7 separate regions of the Homo sapiens genome follow, and regions 1, 2, 4, 5, 6 and 7 are each linked to region 3. The links are chromatin contacts, found by Hi-C or POLR2A ChIA-PET in ENCODE. All regions are on one chromosome and are shown on one strand. The core of a region is the stretch at or near the end of the contact, and the rest is flanking DNA. Distances in the headings are between cores, read along the strand shown.

The links. Hi-C counts contacts between places; a loop is a spot of excess contacts on that map. ChIA-PET counts read pairs that join two places held with the same protein, here RNA polymerase II (POLR2A). Pooled maps may share reads with other maps.
Region 1: a loop to region 3 is called in a pooled map, with 9 times the contacts of the local background. The contact joins the promoter of NUP85 here to the promoter of MYO15B in region 3. A Hi-C loop is called at or near these places in 6 of 50 pooled maps.
Region 2: a loop to region 3 is called in a pooled map, with 5 times the contacts of the local background. The contact joins the promoter of UNC13D here to the promoter of MYO15B in region 3. A Hi-C loop is called at or near these places in 10 of 50 pooled maps. POLR2A ChIA-PET finds 5 or more read pairs at or near these places in 2 of 52 experiments (CD4-positive, alpha-beta T cell and activated naive CD4-positive, alpha-beta T cell).
Region 4: a pooled map shows a loop between it and region 3 (5-fold over the local background). The contact joins the promoter of SUMO2 here to the promoter of MYO15B in region 3. A Hi-C loop is called at or near these places in 9 of 50 pooled maps. POLR2A ChIA-PET finds 5 or more read pairs at or near these places in 2 of 52 experiments (activated naive CD4-positive, alpha-beta T cell and naive thymus-derived CD8-positive, alpha-beta T cell).
Region 5: a loop to region 3 is called in a pooled map, with 26 times the contacts of the local background. The contact joins the promoter of JPT1 here to the promoter of MYO15B in region 3. A Hi-C loop is called at or near these places in 9 of 50 pooled maps. POLR2A ChIA-PET finds 5 or more read pairs at or near these places in 6 of 52 experiments (A673, CD8-positive, alpha-beta memory T cell, GM10248 and 3 more).
Region 6: a loop to region 3 is called in a pooled map, with 2.3 times the contacts of the local background. The contact joins the enhancer-like site here to the promoter of MYO15B in region 3. A Hi-C loop is called at or near these places in 2 of 50 pooled maps. POLR2A ChIA-PET finds 5 or more read pairs at or near these places in 3 of 52 experiments (OCI-LY7, WTC11 and activated naive CD4-positive, alpha-beta T cell).
Region 7: a loop to region 3 is called in a pooled map, with 5 times the contacts of the local background. The contact joins the promoter of TRIM65 here to the promoter of MYO15B in region 3. A Hi-C loop is called at or near these places in 7 of 50 pooled maps. POLR2A ChIA-PET finds 5 or more read pairs at or near these places in 2 of 52 experiments (GM12878 and HepG2).

The regions. Positions count from the first base shown.
Region 1 is chr17:75,204,323-75,207,022 of GRCh38, reverse strand. NUP85 (nucleoporin 85) reads right to left here and starts at 1,344. Exons shown (of 19, transcript NM_024844.5): 1 at 1,229-1,344. The coding sequence starts at 1,261. RefSeq lists enhancers at 1,333-1,512, 671-1,604, 1,605-2,539.
Region 2 is chr17:75,843,154-75,845,853 of GRCh38, reverse strand. UNC13D (unc-13 homolog D) reads left to right here and starts at 1,450. Exons shown (of 32, transcript NM_199242.3): 1 at 1,450-1,633; 2 at 2,335-2,370; 3 at 2,588-2,695. The coding sequence starts at 1,517. WBP2 (WW domain binding protein 2) reads left to right here. Exons shown (of 8, transcript NM_012478.4): 8 at 1-155. RefSeq lists enhancers at 511-600, 731-810, 1,229-1,933 and silencers at 1,041-1,200, 1,211-1,270, 2,121-2,180.
Region 3 is chr17:75,586,550-75,589,049 of GRCh38, reverse strand. It overlaps MYO15B (myosin XVB), which reads right to left and starts at 1,250. Exons shown (of 64, transcript NM_001395058.1): 1 at 1-1,250. The coding sequence starts at 992. RefSeq lists a silencer at 19-148 and enhancers at 1-600, 1,029-1,098, 601-1,434.
Region 4 is chr17:75,181,646-75,184,345 of GRCh38, reverse strand. It overlaps SUMO2 (small ubiquitin like modifier 2), which reads left to right and starts at 1,387. Exons shown (of 4, transcript NM_006937.4): 1 at 1,387-1,532. The coding sequence starts at 1,512. RefSeq lists silencers at 1,088-1,317, 1,448-1,847 and an enhancer at 1,429-2,079.
Region 5 is chr17:75,153,122-75,155,821 of GRCh38, reverse strand. JPT1 (Jupiter microtubule associated homolog 1) reads left to right here and starts at 1,310. Exons shown (of 5, transcript NM_016185.4): 1 at 1,310-1,480. The coding sequence starts at 1,425. RefSeq lists an enhancer at 227-822 and a silencer at 1,475-1,714.
Region 6 is chr17:75,996,096-75,998,795 of GRCh38, reverse strand. All of the region lies in intron 3 of TEN1 (TEN1 subunit of CST complex), which reads right to left. All of the region lies in intron 3 of TEN1-CDK3 (TEN1-CDK3 readthrough (NMD candidate)), which reads right to left. LOC124904061 (a long non-coding RNA gene) reads left to right here. Exons shown (of 2, transcript XR_007065911.1): 2 at 1-124. Among named protein-coding and RNA genes, the nearest start is that of CDK3, 3.4 kb to the left of the region's middle. RefSeq lists enhancers at 1,200-1,249, 1,420-1,499. Within about 2 kb of position 1,420, at least 21 of the 41 ENCODE cell types and tissues checked have a DNase peak (open chromatin) inside an H3K27ac peak, as active enhancers do.
Region 7 is chr17:75,895,648-75,898,347 of GRCh38, reverse strand. It overlaps TRIM65 (tripartite motif containing 65), which reads left to right and starts at 1,397. Exons shown (of 6, transcript NM_173547.4): 1 at 1,397-1,824. The coding sequence starts at 1,411. RefSeq lists enhancers at 263-970, 971-1,680 and silencers at 1,048-1,527, 1,558-2,127.

The DNA of each region.
Region 1 (2,700 bases), core at 95-2,594, 380 kb after region 3:
TAAAAGACCAGAAATCGGCCGGGTGCGGTGGCTCACGCCTGTAATCCCAGCACTTTGGGAGGCCGAGGTGGGCGGATCACGAGGTCAGGAGATTGAGACCATCCTGGCCAACACGGTGAAACCCCGTCTCTACTAAAAATACAAAAAAGTACAAAAAATTAGCCGGGCGTGGTGGCGGGCACCTGTAGTCCCAGCTACTCAGGAGGCTGAGGCAGGAGAATGGTGTGAACCCGGGAGGCGGAGGTTACAGTGAGCCGAGACCGCGCCACTGCACTCCAGCCTGGGAGACAGAGCGAGACTCCGTCTAAAAAATAACAGTAATAATAACCATAATCCCTCTACCTACCCTGAGATGAATGCATACATAAAATTTTCCTCTGCTCCCTCTTTTCACAGGTAAAATGCAGATTTACTGAGGCTAATCACCGACTCACAAGAATGTAATCATTTGCCTCCTCACTGCCTAACCTCCCTTTTTTGCCCCTCCTGCTAGCTCCTTCCTCTTTAACTAGTGATGTTCCCAAAACCATCTTTGGAAAAAGCACAGGTCTCAGATCCTCCTGTGACCTGTGCTTTTTCCCGGTTGGATCCTCAACCTTAGCTAATTAAACCTTTATCGGTTGAGACCTGCCTCAGTCACTTCTGGTTAACAAGAGGGAAAACAAGAGCAATCCAACTAGCAGAAACGGTAGGTATCTCGTACATAAAGCGCGTGAATTTTTTTTATACACATCACAGATCATCCACAGTTGACATACTGTCTTCAAAGTTCAAATGGAATTGAATGCACAGCGATAAAACAGGAATAGTCTCCTGAGATAATACGTTGAATAAACCTTAGGCCACACAGGCAGAAGCTCAATGTGCCGCGATGCAGAGCTTAATACGGCTGGAATAAAAATATAAATTCCTCTGCTTGGGCTGAACCCACTCTAATGCCCAAGAGGAAAAGCAAGGGAAGTAAAAAGGCCAGGAACACAAAGGAAGGAAAGGGACGGAGTGGGACCTTCGAGGCCGGGGTTTGTGACTGGTGGCAGAAACCCCGCGACCACTGCGACCCTAGGGCGGGCACCTCGTTAACACTGCGACCTCCGGAAAAGTGGCAACTGAGTCGAGGGAAGGGGACGAGCGCCTCGCGACCACTAGGGAAGCAGACAAGCCTGAAGTAACTAAGCAGACGCAGTTCTCAACCCGCAAGGACGAGCAAGCCTGTTCGGGGTACCCTTACAGTGACTGTTGGCTCGCCATCGAGCTCCTCCATAGCGCCGAACCCCAGGCTCCTAGAAGTCGCTCGGACGCCAATGCTTCCCGCTCAGGCCTCCCGCTCAGAGCTGGCTGCGAGACAAGACTCCGCCTGGGCGTCTCCTGCAGCGCCTGCAAGCCCAAACCCTCAGTGCTGCGGCGCTGTCTCCTCTCAGCCACGGCCACCCCTCTGCGGTCCTCTGCACGCGTCCTTCCTTCCTGGCGTCGACAGCAAATCAGGGAAAACAGCGCCGAGGACTGACTGCACTCAGAGTACCGCGCTAACAGGATCAGGCGGCGCCGGGGACACCCTGGTGCCGAGCGGAGAAAAGGCCCCCGGAGACGGCGGGAGGGGCAGGAGGACCCCGGGGCTGGAGACGGTGCGAATGCGCGTGCGTAGGCTGGGGCGGCGGCACTTGGGTGGGAACTCGTGCGGGATTTAGGTCCCAGTAAGCGTACAACGTCTCCCAACTCTGGGAGTCCTCGCTACATCCCGGTCTCCACCTTAGTGTCGTCGCAGCCACTTGTCCAAACCCCGACAGTCAAACGGGCTTGTGCTGGAAAGCAATCGCCTCCACTTCCACACTAGAACACACACAAGAGGCACGGGAACAAAATCGATACCCCTGAAGGCCCGGCGCTGTGGCTCAAGCCTCTAATCCCAACACTTTGGCAGCCCAAGGTGGGTGGATCACTGGAGTTCAGGAGTTCAAGACCAGTCTGGCCAATATGATGAAACCTCGTCTCTACTAAAAATATAAAAAATTAGACGGGCGTGGTGGCGGACACCTGTAATTCCAGCTACTCGGAAGGCTGAGGCAAGAGAATTGTTCCAACCCGGGAGGTGGAGGTTGCATTGAGCCAAGATCGCACCACTGCACTCCAGCCTGGGAGACAGAGCGAGACTCCGTCTCAAAAAAAAAAAAAAAAATTAGCTGTGCTTGGTAGCGCGCGCCTGTAATCCCAGCACTCCGGGACGCCGAGGTGGTTGGATCACCTGAGGTCAGGAGTTCAAGACCAGCCTGGACAACATGGCGAAACCCCGTCTCTACTGAAAATACAAAAATTAGCCGGGAGTGGTGGCGGACACCTGTAATCCCAGCTACTCGTAAGGCTGAGGCAGGAGAATTGTTCCAACCCGGGAGGCGGAGGTTGCAGTGAGCCAAGATCGCGCCACTGCACTCCATCCTGGGCGACAGACGGAGACTCCGTCTCAAAAAAAAAAAAATTATTTTGCTGAGTCTCAAAAAAAAATTATTTTGCTCTTTTTCTCTTAATAAGTTTCCGTTATACCTCAAGTTGGAGTTATCGCCTGTGTAATTGAAAACTTTTCCAGAGTTAAATACAGTTTGAGAGTTAACCACTCTAGAGAGAGGAAGGGGAAAAGAGAGGGGAAGGAGCCACACTCTTTTAGAGAGAGGGGAGGAGAGGAAAGAGAAAAATAAGTTGTAAGATAAT
Region 2 (2,700 bases), core at 201-2,700, 260 kb before region 3:
CCTGGACTGGCCATGAAGTGAGGAGATGGTTATTTAAAGAGAATTCCCTATTTATTTGACAAAAAATCCAGTTAATATATTAATGTGAAATAAACCCTGTTTGCACCTCGATTTGTTTGCTGAAAATGTGAAATAGTAAAAATGAAATAACTGGACCCTTTCTGGCTCTGCGTGTGGTGACCCGGGGGTCTCTTCCGGAAGGAGAGCCGTCTGGCCGCTGAGGGCCCTGGAGACTTCTGGGACGGTTCCCTCCCATGGGAGGATCCCCATTCTCACGGCCCAGCCAGCCTGTCTGGTCCCCAAGACAGCTCTGGCCTCTGGAGCTGGTTCTTAACGGTTGTCGCTCAGCAGCTGTGTCCCTCCCCCACTGAGTCCCCAGGGCCTGGCTGGGACAGAGGTGGATGTGGCCCAGAGTTGGCCTTGAAGGGAGGAGTTGGGGCTGCCACCTTGTCCCCTGCTGGCTCCTCGAGGAATGGCAGCCCTGGCCTAAGTCCTGGTTGCTGGAGGGAGGAGGCCGAGTCAGCCCTGGAGCACGTCAGGACCTGTGACAGGGACACTGAGGTAGCCAAGCCGGCTTGCCACCACCCACGTCACGTGCCCTGCTGTGAACTTGAAGGGACAGGAGGGTGGGAAATGGCCAAAGGCCGTGACCAGGCCCACACGCCCGCAAGTCCCCCAGCCCAGCACTGGGCACAGGGTGGGCAGGCCACAGAGCTCTAGGAAAGCCCCATGCTGAGGCGCATTTTCCTGTCCCCCGGGAGCCAAGTCTGTCCTCAGGAGAGATCGGGCAGCAGCCCCTCTGCCTCCTCCTCCTGGCCAGCCTGGCCCAGAGCTCTCTGGGACTTGGCTAAGCCCCCTTCAAGGGTGTCTGAAGGGAGCACTGTCCTGACTGCCAAGGTGGGGGCAGGGGCACAGGGCTGTCCCTGCCCAGCACAGCTTGGCCCCGTCATCTCCAAGGAATGTCACCTGTGGGGCCAGGCAGGCTGAGCAACTGGCTGTCCTCCAGGGAGACGCCTCTTGGGAGCCCCCACCCTGGGCGCCACCACACCCCACCCCACCCCGCCCCGCCCCACGTCTGGACGCACTCGAGGAAGTGGGGTGAGAACCCCCCCGGGCCCAGGTCAGCTTCTCTCAGGGTTCAGCCCAGCCTGGGCACAGCACATGGATGGGGCAGGATGCTGCCCGCCTGTTCTGGGCCCCCCCGCCCCCTGCTGAGAGCGTTGTCCCCTTCCCAGGGCCTCTGTAGGAGGGTGGGGCGGGGCCAGGCCTGCCCACGGGGTCCACCTTCTGCTCCAGCCAGAGGAGGGTCCTGTAGGGATCCCAGCTGGGGAAGGTGCAGGGGGCCTGGGAGACTGCCTCTCCGAAGCGGTGAAACCCTCACCCTTCCGTCCCTCCCAGCCACCCTCCCTAAAACTTCCCCTGACAGAGGGTGGCAGCCCCAGGCTCTTTGCATAATCCTGTGGCTTCGCTGTCTTCACCCAGCACCAGCGGACAGGGAAGGGCAGAGAAGGCCACCATGGCGACACTCCTCTCCCATCCGCAGCAGCGCCCTCCCTTCTTGCGCCAGGCCATCAAGATAAGGCGCCGCAGAGTCAGAGATCTACAGGATCCCCCGCCCCAAATGGCCCCGGAGGTAGGAGTGACCTCACTGGGGAGAGAGCTGGCCTTGGGGAGCACTGTGGTCTCGGGTACGGGTGCCCTGCTGTCTGGCCCCACCTCTCGAAGGCTGGGACTGGGGACCAGCGACCCTCCCCTGCCTACTCCACCCTGGGGAGAGCCCCCTGGGCCAGCAGAGCAGGGGCTGCCAGATGGACTCTGGGCCACTGTGGGCCTCAGGCCCTGTGGTCTGAGGCTCTCAGAACCCCTCCCTCCCGGTTGGCCTGACCCCATCCCCTACTCCTCCAGCTTCAGAAGAGCCGACTCCATTAGGTGGGGGTGTCCCTGCTGTGGGGTGAGCTGTTCGGGGAGCAGCAGACCCCCAGGCCGACGTGGCACCCCCCTCACCTCCGCTGCCGAGCCTCACTTCCGCTGCTGGGTGAGGAGCAGCCGCCACTGATAAGCAGAGCTGTTTCCTCTGGGGAAGGGAGGGAGGTGGGGTGCGGGTGCGGAGGGCTCGCGCTGCTGGGCACCCATGGACCTCAGCCACGGCGGGCCCAGGGACGGACCTCCAGGAGGCCTGCTGGGGGAACAGGTGCGGGGCATCACTGGGGCTGGAGGCCGGGGTGCTGGGGCCCCCATACCCTTGGCCTGGATCAGGCCTCAGAGGAGCCATTCCTGTCCATCTGAGCCTGCTCTGGGCCTCCCGGGACACTGCCTTTCCACCTTGCTCTGCAGATCCAGCCTCCATCCCACCACTTCTCCCCCGAGCAGGTAAGAGTCAGAGTGCTGGGGTGCAGAGAGGTGGGGAGGGCGGCTGTGTGTCCTCCTGCCGGCCGACGCTGATGGCAGCAAGCAACTTGCGGTGGGGAGGGGACTCCTGGGTCTCAACTCCCTCCGCTGCACAAGCCGCCCTTGTCCTGCCCATGGCGAGAGGTGTTGGTGCCAGGGGTGGCTGGTGGGGTCCCCAAGGTGACCCCGTGTGTCTTAGCGGGCCCTGCTCTACGAGGACGCACTCTACACTGTCTTGCACCGCCTGGGTCATCCTGAGCCCAACCATGTGACGGAGGCCTCTGAGCTGCTGCGATACCTGCAGGAGGTGAG
Region 3 (2,500 bases), core at 1-2,500:
GGGTCCTCCGGCCCCGCTCCTGCTGCGGCTCCCGCTTCGCCCTCGCCTGCCGCCGCTGGCACCTGCCCCACCGCCTTTCCGACCTGGTGGCGCGGAGCCCGGGCCGTCGAGGCCTGCATTGTTTCTGGCTCGGCGCCCCGCTGCGCCCGGTTGTCGCTCGCGTCCTTGGCCGGCCCAGTGTCCCGAGGAGCCCGCGAGCTGTCCTCGAAGGTCCTGGAGGCCATAGCTGCCCGAGAGCCCCGTCCAGGTCCGGTCCCCAGCGGACTCGAGTCGGAGTCCCCGCCGGAATGCTCGCTGGCTCCCAGGGGCCCCGTCCCCGACGACCCTTCCCGGCCCCGGGTATCTGCGTGGGGCCAGTCGCTGTCCAGGCCGTCGCTGCTTGGCTCCAGCGCTGACTCCGGCCCGGTTTTTGTCCCTTCCGAGCCCATGTCCGTAGGCTCCGGCGTGGGCCGCAGCTCCCGGGCTGTGCCGCGCTGGCTGCCGCTCTCCTGGGCCTCGCGGGTTTCGCTGTCCGGACAGGAGCTGCCTCCGTCCCCACCCGACGTGTCCCCATTGAGGCTCCTGGGCGTCCGGCGGCCCCGCCGAGCCGAGGGCCCCTTATCTTTCCGCTTCCTCCTACGGCGGCCGCCCAGCTCTTCTCCTCCGGAGAGGCTTCCCTCCTCCAGGCGCCCCCCGCGGCCGCCCCTGGGCCCGCGTCCCTGACGCTGCGCGTTGCTTTGCCTCTCCTGGGCTTTCGGGGACAGCCCAGCCCCTGGGCGTCTGCAGCCGCCGTTCCCCTCTGCAGTGGGCTTCCTGCGGCCACCAGGGGTTCCCTGGCCCCCGGCGGTGGCAGGCTCGGCCGCCGGTTTCGCCCTGTCCGCCTGCCCGCGGTCGGAACGGCGTTCCCGGCTGGGCGCGCCATCCGCGCTGGCCGACCCCGACTCCTGCTCCCCTGAGGCCGGCCTCCCGGGCCTCTCCAGGCGCTGGGGCGCTTTGCGCTGGTTCCTGCCCATGGCTGGCCCAAAGGAGACGGGCTTCCCGACGCCCAGGTCCTTTCCCCTCCCCGGGGATTTGGCCTCCCGCGGTGACCTTCTGTGCAGTGCACCACCCGGCTCTGCTCTCGCAGGGGCTACAGGCTCTACTCCCCGAGGTGCCCGCCTTACAGGACCATCAATAATGCAGAAGGCGGCGGGTCCTGACCCCCTCGGCCAACAATGGAATAGAGGCGCCCAGGAAACAGGAGACGCTACAGCTGCGGACAGGGCAACAGTGCCGCCGGGAGGCGCTGCCAGCCAGGCCAGCCTCGCACCGCGCCAGACTGAGGGGGTCCATGCTCCACTCCCACCTCAGTGCTTGCCCAGCAAGGAAGGGCCCAGAGAACCTGTCTGGACTTCTTCCTTCTGAGGGTTCCAAGGGACTGGGGCCAGGCCCACCCTGGCACACGGCAGCACTCCATGAGTCGCTAGGGTTTTTGTTCTTTTCAATTGTGGAATAAATACAATTTACCGAAAAGTACATAAAACATAAATGTACATCTTGAACTGGTGTAAAACATGCCTGTCTACCTCCTTGGAGTTGTGGAACAGAACCACACCCCATACATTCCTGATTGCCCCAATGTGTGTGTTTTTAAAATATCTATTTTTAAAACAGGTAATACATTCACATAATTCAAACATCCAAACATTACAAGATAAAAGTCTCCCATTCCTGACCCTCAGCCTATGTACTCAGTGTTCCCCTGAGGTTACCCATTTCTGTATTTCCTTGCAAAATTTTCCAGGTTGGCCGGGCGCGGTGGCTCACGCCTGTAATCCCAGCACTCTGGGAGGCCAAGGAGGGCGGATCACGAGGTCAGGAGATGGAGACCATCCTGGCTAACATGGTGAAACCCCCGTCTCTACTAAAAAATACGATAAATTAGCCGGTCGTGGTGGGGGGCGCCTGTAGTCCCAGCTACTCGGGAGGCTGAGGCAAGAGAATGGCATGAACCCAGGAGGCAGGAGAGAATGGCATGAACCCAGGAGGCAGAGCTTGCAGTGAGCTGAGATCACACCACTGCACTCCAGCCTGGGTGACAGCATTTTGTTTGTCTCAAAAACAAAGAAACAACAACAAAAACTTTCCATGCAGAGAAAAGCAAATATTATATTTTTCCCCTTTAGCACAAGTGGTAGCTTATGTAGCTCCGGGGTCTCCACTTTGCCTTTTTCACTTAACAATGTAATCTGGTGATTTCATAATAATACCATAAAAAGCCAGCCTGCCTTCCTCCCTTCTCTCCTCCCTCTCTTCCTTGCAAATAAATGCACCATGGTTGAACCAATTCCTTATTGATGGGTTTCTACATCCAAAGTGGATCCTGGCCAAGTGAGGTGGCTCATGCCTGTAATCCCAGCATTTTGGGAGGCCGAAGTGGGTGGATCACCTGATGTCAGGAGTTCGAGATCTGCCTGGCCAACATGGTGAAACCCCATCTCTACTAAAAATACAAAAATTACCTAGGTGTGGTGGCACATGC
Region 4 (2,700 bases), core at 138-2,637, 400 kb after region 3:
AGAGGAAAACCTACCTCCTGCAAAGTTCAAGAGGAGTGACAAACTGAGAAGCATACTGGATTCAGCAAAGAAGTCTGCGGTGACCTTGTGGAGAGCAGTTTTAGTGGAACTTTGGGGACAGCACCAGATTGCAGTGGGTTGAGGAGTGAGTGGGAGGGGAGGGGTTGGAGACAGCTGGCGGGGACATTTTTTCGAGCTGTTTGGCCAAGAATGGAGAGAGATAGGATGGTAACTTCATAGAATTGGGAGCTTTTTTTTTTTTTTCTATACTAACGGAGGAGAGGAAGAAAATTCAGGGACAAAAGGAAATAATAAAGCCCCGGGGGAAGAAGCGAGATGGAATCCAGTGCACACACATCGGATTGTTCTTCAGACAGGAGGGACGCATGTGTATGTTTTAACTGGATGCAACGAGGAAAGGATTAAATTGGCTGGAAGCTTGATTGTTGGGTAGTTCTCGCTTATGGATACTGTTTCCTCTTGGAAGACAGGCGATGAGTAAGGATCTCGTTGAATGAATACATGAATATTTTCCCGTAGCTAGTCAAAGTCTAGGGTTACCAGCAGGACAGAAGAAGACACTGTAGGCCGGGCGCGGTGGCTCACGCCTGTAATCCCAGCACTTTGGGAGGCCGAGGCGGGCGGATCACGAGGTCAGGAGATCGAGACCATCCTGGCTAACACGGTGAAACCCCGTCTCTACGAAAAATTAGCCGGGCGTTGTGGCGGGTACCTGTAGTCTCAGCTACTCGGGAGGCTGAGGCAGGAGAATCACTTGAACCCGGGAGGCAGAGGTTGCTGTGAGCCGAGATCGTGCCACTGCACTCCAGCCTGGGCGACTGAGCGAGACTCCGTCTCAAAAAAAAGAAGAAGAAGAAGAAGAAGAAGACACTGCATTTTAGGCAAGAGTCCGGTGGGAAGCAGGTTGAGATTGACTGAGAGGAAGTAACCATGGGAGGGCTGCTGGTCCACTGAATGAGAGAGATTTTTCCAGAACCTCATGCTGGGGCTTTGATTTAGGAATCCCCTTCCTCCTCTAGTAAGTCTGCCTTCCCTGGCCTATGGCTTACGTCTAAAGCCTCGAGCCTCATCGTTCCCACCGAGGACCAGCTGGAAGCCATTTTGATTATGCTCCACCACGAAGGAGGACAATACAGCCCCGCCCAGAGCCAGGCGCGCCCCCGCGGCGGGCCGGGTGCGCGTGTCCGCGCCTCTTCCCGCCGGCCGGGCGGGCGCCTGGCCCAGGACGCGGTGGCGTGGGACGGGGGGTGGGGGTGGTTATGTAAGCGTTGCGCGCTCCCGCGAGGCGCCAGCCAATGGGAGGCTTCGGCTACTCGTGCTCGCGCACGCAGGGTGGGGGGAGGGAGCGCACGACGTGCGCGCACCCTCTCCCCTCGTCCACCGCTGCCGCCTCCTTCTTCTGCCGCTCCTGGTGCTGCTTGTGTGCTCGTTTGGTGCGGACCTGGTACCTCTTTTGTGAAGCGGCAGCTGAGGAGACTCCGGCGCTCGCCATGGCCGACGAAAAGCCCAAGGTGAGCTCGCCGCCGGCCCCTTCGCCTCGCCGCGCGGTGGGGGTCATGGCGCGGGCCGGGGTCCGGCCAGAGCCCGCCGCTGGCTCCCAGCGCTTTCCCGGGCCCCCCACGGGGCCGGCCGCGGCTCAGGCCCGGGCGCTCCGCGCCATTTTCCTCCCTCCCTCTCTTCCTCCCTCCCGCGCCGAAGGAGGCCCCGCCGCTCTCTCCCGCCCCCGGCGGCCTCCGAGTGCGCGCCGGGCGCGAGTTGGGCGGGCAGAAAGCGGACGCCCGCGGACCCACCAGCCCCGAACGGGGATTCTTGGCCCAGCCGGCCGGCGCGCGTGAGGAGGGGCGTTAGGGCGCGCGGGGTCTCCACCTTCTGTCGACCCCGCGTCGGGTGTTGCAGTCTCCGAGGCGGCGAGGAGTCCTCTGGGCTCGGGCTTCACCTCTCGGGTAGGAACCGCGGGCATCTGGGGACCCCTGCCTGGGGCCGCGGCGGCGGGGCGAGGGTTCGGGGCGAATCAATGGGCTGCGGACGGGCAGGAACCTGGATGCCCGCGGGCCGCCGTCCTGGGCCTGGGGGTAGGGGGATTCCCGTGGAGTATTTCCCACTTTAATAGCCTCAGGGGCCCGAAGGGGGAGGGGCAGCGGCTTTTCCCTGGGTGCCAACGAACCCCTAATCCGCGAACACCATGTGGTTTCATGAAGTTGGAGGCACAGGTACGAGCAGAGAGACTTTGTGCGGCTTAACTTTTGAACGCGGCTTTTGAGGCACCCGGAGACTTCCCGGGAGGACTTGGGGACACCCATCATCGGGGCACACGGGACTTGCTGCTTTTAGTTTGGTGGCACCCCCCGCCTCCCGCGCCTTTACTTTCTGGAGCGTTTTAGGGCTACAGAATTGCTTCTGCACTCGATTTTGGACAACTTTAGGTTGGGTCGAAATCTACAAGAAACAAATCAGGATAAAACTGTGTATTTGACCCATGACAACAAAGGGGGGGAGGGGAGAATAAGTGCTCTTAACCGAAAATAAAAATGAAGCTGCTAATAGAGGAGAACGTTAACTGTGGTCCTGACTGAGTATTACCGCTGTTCCGGGGGGAATCGGGATATTCTTCGATTGTTTTTTTTGTTTGTGTGTTTCCTTTAATGGAGATTGGATTTAGGTTATTAAACTGAGTTTGGT
Region 5 (2,700 bases), core at 61-2,560, 430 kb after region 3:
ACGCCTGTAGTTCCAGCTATTACGGAGGCTGAGGCAGGAGAATCGCTTGAACCTGGGAGGTGGAGGTTGCATTGAGCGCCATTGCACTCTAGCCTGGGTGACAAGAGCGAAACTCCACTTCAAAAACAAAAAAAAAAAAGAAAGGAAAAAAAGAAGGGAAGATTCTAACACAAACAAGTGGTGCGCTTCGTGCTGTTGTGGTAAGCACATAAATGCATCATCCGTGCTTTCTAGAACAGAACTTCTCACTGGCTTTTCATGAAAGCCCGGGGGGGGAGGGTGGTTAACCTAGACTGCCCAGAATACAAACTTCCAACTACCTGAAAGGTGGCTTTGCAAAGAGGAATGTGGTTCAATTATTATGGAAATATTGAGACAAGCAAAGACATCTGCCTTGAGGAAATATGCAAGACATGAGAAGGGCCTGCCCTCTTTTGCCCAAGGCTTTCCTATTATGATCTTGTAAACCATCATTCCTGAATCCTCCAAGTGTGTCTGCATTTGTCGCATGGATAGATTTACCCAGACAGGTGGAAGAGTCATGACTTAAGGGTTATAAACAGCTGCAGAGGCCTGAGCTGCTTCCATAGTCTTGGTAGCAGGGAATGAGTCCATTCCTGGTGCCAGGCATTAACCAGCCTTAGAATAGGCCCCCAAATAGGAGCGACTGTAATTTTGGTCCAGTACATGCACCACCCATTACAACTAAACAGTAACATTAAAATGTAAGGAATTTCCAGTCCTTTTAAAAGGGATCATCTTGGTGCGCTCTCTGTTGCTGACTCATTGTGCGGCTGCTTTGAGACTATTAGGTTTCTAAATGGGACACACAGTAGGTATTCAACAGATAAATGTCAACTTGTTGCAGTACTTTTCATCCTTTAAGGAGGATGCCCTTACTATCCCACCATCAGTAAAGCAAATGAGAGAACAGTAACAGTGACAAATCTCCCTTCTGCTTGCCGAGGTTGTAACTCCCCAAGAAAGAGCTTCCCCCTCTGTCAGGTAACGTTTTACAGTGACAGCCAGCACGACTTCCACCCAGCGCGAGGTAGATTCGCCTTCCGTCCAATCATCGCCGAGATTTTGGGGTGGGGGAGGGGAGAGAGTCCCAAGGCCTTCCCAGTCCAGGAAGGGGGCGGGCTTAGGCTGAGCCGTGGCCGCCACAGCCCATCGTAATGCCGCATGGTGCTTGGCACTCCAGAGAGCCAATAGGAATGAAAGAATTCATTTGAATCGGCCAATGCCGGCGGGTTAGGGGGCGGGGGTTGAAAACCCTATAAAGGCGTCGATCGGCCGGACAGGCGGCAGCGGCGGCTCCTGCAGCGGTGGTCGGCTGTTGGGTGTGGAGTTTCCCAGCGCCCCTCGGGTCCGACCCTTTGAGCGTTCTGCTCCGGCGCCAGCCTACCTCGCTCCTCGGCGCCATGACCACAACCACCACCTTCAAGGGAGTCGACCCCAACAGCAGGAATAGCTCCCGGTGAGGCGACCGGGTCGCGCCCGAGCCGCGCGGGGCTGAGGGGCTGGGAGGGCCGCTGCCGGCGGGGCCTCGCGCCGGTCGTTGCGGGTAACGAGCCCCGTGCGCTGTGCTCGCGCCGGGGCGGGTGGCGGGGTTCTGCCGTCGGCGCCGCCTTTGTGCCGCCTGGCGAGCCCTGCGCGCCGGCCCCACCCGGGTCCCTGCTGCTCTCCATTCATTCCTTCCACGGAGTCAGGGGCTGAGGAGGCCGGGGCTGGTCGCCCCTCGGAGCACGGCCGGTTTTCGTTAATCGGAACCTTCGGGGAGGGCTTCGCTTTCTCCTGTGTGCATCCCGGCTGGTGCATCCCCAGGGTGGTGGGCTTGGCCCCCCAGGTGCCCGGGGATCCTTTAGGGCCCCATGCATGGTCAGGTCCTATTGTCCCATTGATGGGCCACGCGCTCCTGTCTCTCCCCCGTGGCATGCGGTTGGTCTCGCTCTCGCGCGCAGCCATTGGATCCGGAGACCGGATCGATCAGGTCCGGCGGGCTCCTTACCCTCGCCGTGCCCCCACTCCTTATTCGGACCTACCTGACAGGTGCATGTGTGGTCGAGCGGGGCTGGTCATCGCGACCCTTCACCCCCCATTGAGGACCCAATCGTTCTTCCCCTCTTCGAAGTGCCTCCCCTCTTCCAAGTGTCTCCCCTTCCTAACAAAGGAAAGACCCCTTCTCCCCATCCCTGCGCTCATTTCTAAGGCGGGGGGCGGGGGCGGGCGCGGGGAACGAGCCAACCCGAGTGGGTTTTCTGCGCTTAAACCTTCGGACCGTGGCCTTTGCATCCTACCTTCGCTTCCTCCTTTGACGTTTGCCCAGTGAGTTCATCCCTGGCCCTGGTTCCCTTGCAGGAGGAGGTTTCTTGTTCTTGGGCGGGGCCGGAGACATCCATTGTCTCTAACGTGGTAGCGCTACCTGGGAAGCGGGGGATTTTTCTTGCCCTTCTTCCCACTGCTTTTTGGGCTTGGGGCACTGGGTACAGTGTTTGGACAGGAACCCTTTTCCAAGTCCTTGCTTAACTTACTTGGTGGAAGGGTTTGGATTCTGTGGAAGGTGTCCACATTGTCTCAGCTAATTGCACACTGTTCTTTAAGGTGGGTTACAGTTATGTCTGGGATCCTCTTCAAGGCTTGGAAGAAGCTTAAATCACTTTTTTGAGCATGTATTTTACATCGATTATGACCTGCATT
Region 6 (2,700 bases), core at 171-2,670, 410 kb before region 3:
TCGCTTGAACCTGGGAGGCAGACGTTGCAGTGAGCCGAGATCAAGCCACTGCACTCCAGCCTGGGCAACAGAGTGAGACTCTGTCTCAAAATAAGTAAATAAATAGATTCAATGTTCTAGGCTATTACATTGTTTTCTTTTGACGCTGTTTGAGATAAAGGCTCTGCCTGCCCTTTCCTCTAGTCTAGGTCATTTATAGCACAGCCTGAGGGCAGAATTCAGGGTGTCATCCTGCCTAGCTGTCTATACAGGCTACCCTTAGGCAATGAACTCATTTGAAACATGAGGTTGCCTGTGTGTCTCAGCTTCTGTTAGCCCCAGTGCTGACACAGGTCAGAGAGGAATCGGGGCGTGGCGCGGTGGCTCCCAACACTGTAATCCCAACACTTTGGGAGGGCAAGACAAGCAGATCACTTGAGGCCAGGAGCTCAAGACCAGCCTGGCCAACAAGCGAAAACCCTGTCTCTACTAAAAATACAAAAGTTACCCAGGCCCGACTACTTGGGAGGCTGAGGCACGAGAATCACTTGAACCGGGGAGGTGGATGTCGCAGTGAGCCAAGATTGCGCCACTGCACTCCAGCCTGGGAAACAGAATGAGACTCTGTCTCAAAAAAAAAAAAAAAAGGAAAAAAAAAGGAAAAAGGCCAGGCGCAGTGGCTCACATCTGTAATCCCAGCACTCTGGGAGGCTGACGCAGGCGGATCACCTGAGGTCAGGAGCTGAAGACCAGCCTGGCCAACATGGTGAAACCCTGTCTCTACTAAAAAGACAAAAATTAGCTGGGTGTGGTGGCGGGCACCTGTAATCCCAGCTACTAGGGAGGCTGAGGCAGAATCGCTTGAACCCAGGAAGCAGAGGTTGCAGTAAGCAGAGATCGTGCCACTGCACTCCCAGCCTGGGTGACAGAGCGAGACTCCATCTCAGGAAAAAAAAAAAAAGATTAAGAACCTGGAGCAAAGAAGAAGGGCCTGGGTTATAAAAAGCAGTCAGAATGCAGTGGGGTGAGGCCTGGGAAGAGGAAGGGGTTATACGGAGCACAGATGTTCTTTTAGGAGGTTTGTCTGCAAAGGGAGGGAAGGTCATGGGCAGGTAGGTCAGACTCTAGTGTAGAAGATGACTTCTTGTCATTGAGACTATTATTTCCATATAGAGGAGGCTTGAACACCTTATATGTGGACAGGGAAGAACTGTGGTAACCCCTTAGGTAGGAGGGACCCCGCTTCCTCTTAGACTAGAGGAAGGAGCTAACGGTGGCCGTTTCAGTGTCTGATGGTCGGTGGCCGTTTCAGTGTCTGATGGTAGGAGGAAGAACGGCTGCCTGTGGCCTCGATTCTAGCTGGCTCATAAAGCAATAAGCCGGGAGGGACAGGGGAGGAGAGGAAGTGGGTTCTTGTGAGGCAGGGGAATTTCTGGACTAGCTGTGGTGGCGCCGGGGAGGGGGGTGTGGCCAGGACACAGGAAGGATTTCTAGGCAGAGCAGGGGAATGCCAGTGAGCCCCTGAAATCATTGAGCTCCAAATCCTTGGAGTTCTGTGATCTTTCTGCACTCAACAGTTGGCAGAACCAGGAGGGTGGAGGCTGGGGTCTTGGGGCAGGAGTGAAGCTGCCAGGAAAGTGGCTGAAATGGTAGTGAGGCCCAACGGGGAAGAGAGATGGGGGAGAAAGCCCGGGAGTCCTGAGTCCACAGGTCCTGATAGGGCAAGAGGGACGCAGCAGAAGTAGAAGGGAGAGTGGATGGCATGCAATTTCAGGAAAACAAGTCCAAGGTGCAGCAGCAGGCGTGGGAGGTGGAATTGGGGCAGAGGTGCACAGTGGTGGAACTGGTTGGCAGCAGGGAGACAGGGAGGGATGTGTGATGCTGACACACCCGAGGAGCCGGGGAAACTCCGGCCCTGCTCCAGACTCTGTGGGTGTGTGGTTTGGGGAGAAAGGTTTGGGCAAGTCCCAGAGCTGTAAGGATGCTCGAAGAGGGAGGTGCACAGGGGACACACAGGAAGGTTTCCCTCCCTCCCTTTCTCTTCTCTTTTCTCTTTCTTTTCTTTTCTTTCTTTTTCTTTCTTTCTCTCTCTCTTTTTTTTTTTTTTTTTGACAGGGTCTCACTCTGTCACCCAGGCTGCAGTACAGTGGTACAGTCTCAGCTCACTGCAATCTCTGCCTCCCTGGCTCAAGTGATCCTCCCACCTCAGCCTCCCCAGTAGCTGGGACTACAGGCATGTGTGCAACAACGCACCCTGCTAATTTTTGCATTTTTTGTAGAGACGGGGTTTCACCATGTTACCCAGGCTGGTTATTATTATTATTTTTTTTTGAGATGGAGTTTTGCTCTTGTCACCCAGGCTGGAGTGCAATGGTGTGATCTCAGCTCACTGCAACCTCCGCCTCCCAGTTTCAAGCGATTCTCCTGCCTTGGCCTCCTGAATAGCTGGGATTACAGGCATGTGCCACCACGCTCAGCTAATTTCGTATTTTTTGTAGAGACAGGGTTTCACCATGTTGGTCAGGCCGGTCTCGAACTCCTGACCTCAAGTGATCCACCCACCTCGGCCTCCCAAAGTGCTGGGATTACAGGCGTGAGCCACCACACCCGGCCGTCCAGGCTGGTCTTGAACTCCTGGACTCAAGTAATCCACCAGCCTCAGCCTCCCAAAAGTTCTGAGATTACAGGCATGAGCCACTGTGCCCAGCCTCTTTTCTTTTT
Region 7 (2,700 bases), core at 148-2,647, 310 kb before region 3:
GGTGTGGCCCAGGGAAGGGAGACATCCCAATCCAGCAGGTTCCTGAAACCCAGCTCCCCGAAAAAGTGGAGCAGAGCAGCTGGGCTCAGGAAGGAGCATTTATTGAGCACTGGCTCTGTGCCTCAGGGGGGTCCCACCGGCCCCTGGAGAGAGAGTGCCTGCCCGAGCACTGACCCTCTGCACAGGCTCCAGCCCCCACCCCATGCTTGGGAGGAGAAGCCACATTAGGTAGGCAACAGCGTGTCTCAAGAGACCTGCTCAGGGTCAGAAAACCCATGGAGTCTTGCGGCTGGATGGTTAGGTGTTTTGTTTCTCCCTTACCAAAAGCAGAAGTCTGGCTAACTAGTAGGTGGAGGGTAGATCCGTGCACTTTGTCCAGAAAGAAACTTCGTCTATGGCCGCACAGAGGACGCAGTGCTTGCTGCAGCAGTGAGAGCTCGTGCCGCCTCAACATCAGCCCAGCTTGGTTAGAAAGGCCGTACTCTCCTGGGGTTCCCCCTGGCCTGATACACACTGTCAGGTAGGTGGGCGCTAGGCCCCAGACCCGCCTTGCCTGCTCAGCTTCAGGGGAAATGCTGGAGTGCCTGTAAATACTGAGGCTGCAGATCAGCTTGGACCCCAGGCAAGGAACTCTCCCCAGCGGAGGGCAGCAGGAAGAGGGGATGCTGATTGCAGATGAAAGCTGGTTTGTGTATTCATTCAGGGCCATTTGAAAAATACCAGTTAACTGGTCCCTGTCTCTTGGTGACCAGACATTTCCATCTCGCTGTTTACTTTAAAAGAACCAAAATTACGTGTAGCCCAGAGAAGGGAGACACCCCAGTCTGGCAAGTGTCCGAAACCCAGCTCCAGGAAAAAGTGCAGCAGTGCTCGGGTCTGCAGGGAGCCCGCCAGCCCGTTTCATCGCCAAGCCCCGGGGGATTGTTGGGGGTGGGGGTCTATGCTGTTAGGCGACTGGCAGATGAGTCCAGAAGAGGTTCCGCGCGGCCCGTGGTCAGAAGCCCGGAGTCCTGGCGGGGTTTTCGAGCCTCTGGTCTCCAGGACCTGGGCTGAAGGCCCAGGGGGGTGGGATGGACCCGCCAGGCTGGGACCCTAGAGAGCCGAACTCAGCTCTCAGCCGGGGTGGCGTGGACCCTAACGGAGGGAGGGGCGCAAGGCGGGAACGCGGAACCTTCGAGCGGGCCAGGCCGAGGTGGGCAGGGGTGGCCTAGGCCCCTGCGGCGGTCGCTCGTCGAGGGTGTCAGAGAAGGGCCTGCCGCCCCCCTCCGCCTTCCCGGGCGCGGATCTCGCCCCGCCCCGCCCGGATCTCGCCCCGCCCCGCGTTAGCCACGCCCAGGCGCCCTCAGCGCGCGAGGCCCGCGGTCCCTTTAAGACGCCCGGGGCCCGCCTGGCTCTCGCCGCCGCCGGGCCATGGCCGCGCAGCTGCTGGAGGAGAAGCTGACCTGCGCCATCTGCCTGGGGCTCTACCAGGACCCAGTGACGCTGCCCTGCGGCCACAACTTCTGCGGGGCCTGCATCCGGGACTGGTGGGACCGCTGCGGAAAGGCGTGCCCCGAGTGCCGGGAGCCCTTTCCCGACGGCGCCGAGCTGCGCCGCAACGTGGCCCTCAGCGGCGTGCTGGAGGTGGTGCGCGCCGGGCCCGCCCGGGATCCCGGCCCCGATCCCGGCCCCGGCCCCGACCCTGCCGCGCGCTGCCCCCGCCACGGGCGGCCGCTGGAGCTCTTCTGCCGGACCGAGGGCCGCTGTGTGTGCAGCGTGTGCACCGTGCGCGAGTGTCGCCTCCACGAGCGGGCGCTGCTGGATGCCGAGCGCCTCAAGCGCGAGGTGACGCATCCGCCGGGAGCGGGAGGGGTCCGGACCCGCCGCAGCCTGGCCACCGCCGGGTGACTCCTGCGGGCCGCGCCCTGCTCTCTCGGGCACCCGGCGGGGGCGGGGAGCCTCATCTGTAAGGGGCTTCTCCCAACCTGGGAGCTGATTATAAAAGTCGTGGGTCTGCCAGGCGCAGTGGCTCACGACTGTAATCCCAGCACTTTGGGAGGCCGAGGCGGGCGGATCACGAGGTCAGGAGATCGAGACCATCCTGGCTAACACGGTGAAACCCGGTCTCTACTAAAAATACAAAAAGTTAGCCGGGCGTGGTGGCGGGCGCCTGTAGTCCCATCTACTCGGGAGGCTGAGGCAGGAGAATGGCGTGAACCCGGGAAGTGGAGCTTGCAGTAAGCCGAGATCGTGCCACTGCACTCCAGTCTGGGCGACAGAGCGAGACTCCGTCTCAGAAAATAAACAAACAAAAAATCGTGGGTCTGTGCATCAGACTGGGATATGCAGCCCGGCCAGTGACACAGGGTGGGTCTCAGAAGCTGCTCGGTGCCCTCTGGATGAACAAAGCCTGGGCGTGAGGCAGCAGCTCCCTGCTCCGTGCCCAAGCGCTAGAGAACCGTCGTGTGTCTCCTGCGCTCCGAGAGCCTCCTTTCATTCGCTGTGCGGGGTTGTGGAGGGCGAGGGGGCTATGGGGGCTGTTGGTAAATGGATCAGACGAGCTCCCTGCCCTTAAGAGACTTAGAATCCACTTAAGAAGTCAGTGTTCCAGTAAGGCGTGAATGTATTATTACAAAATGCAGTGAGGAAAGCACATGGCATGTGATAGAGGGGTTGGGGTGACCCTGCTAAACGGGCCAGGAGGAGGAAGGGGAGGCCGCC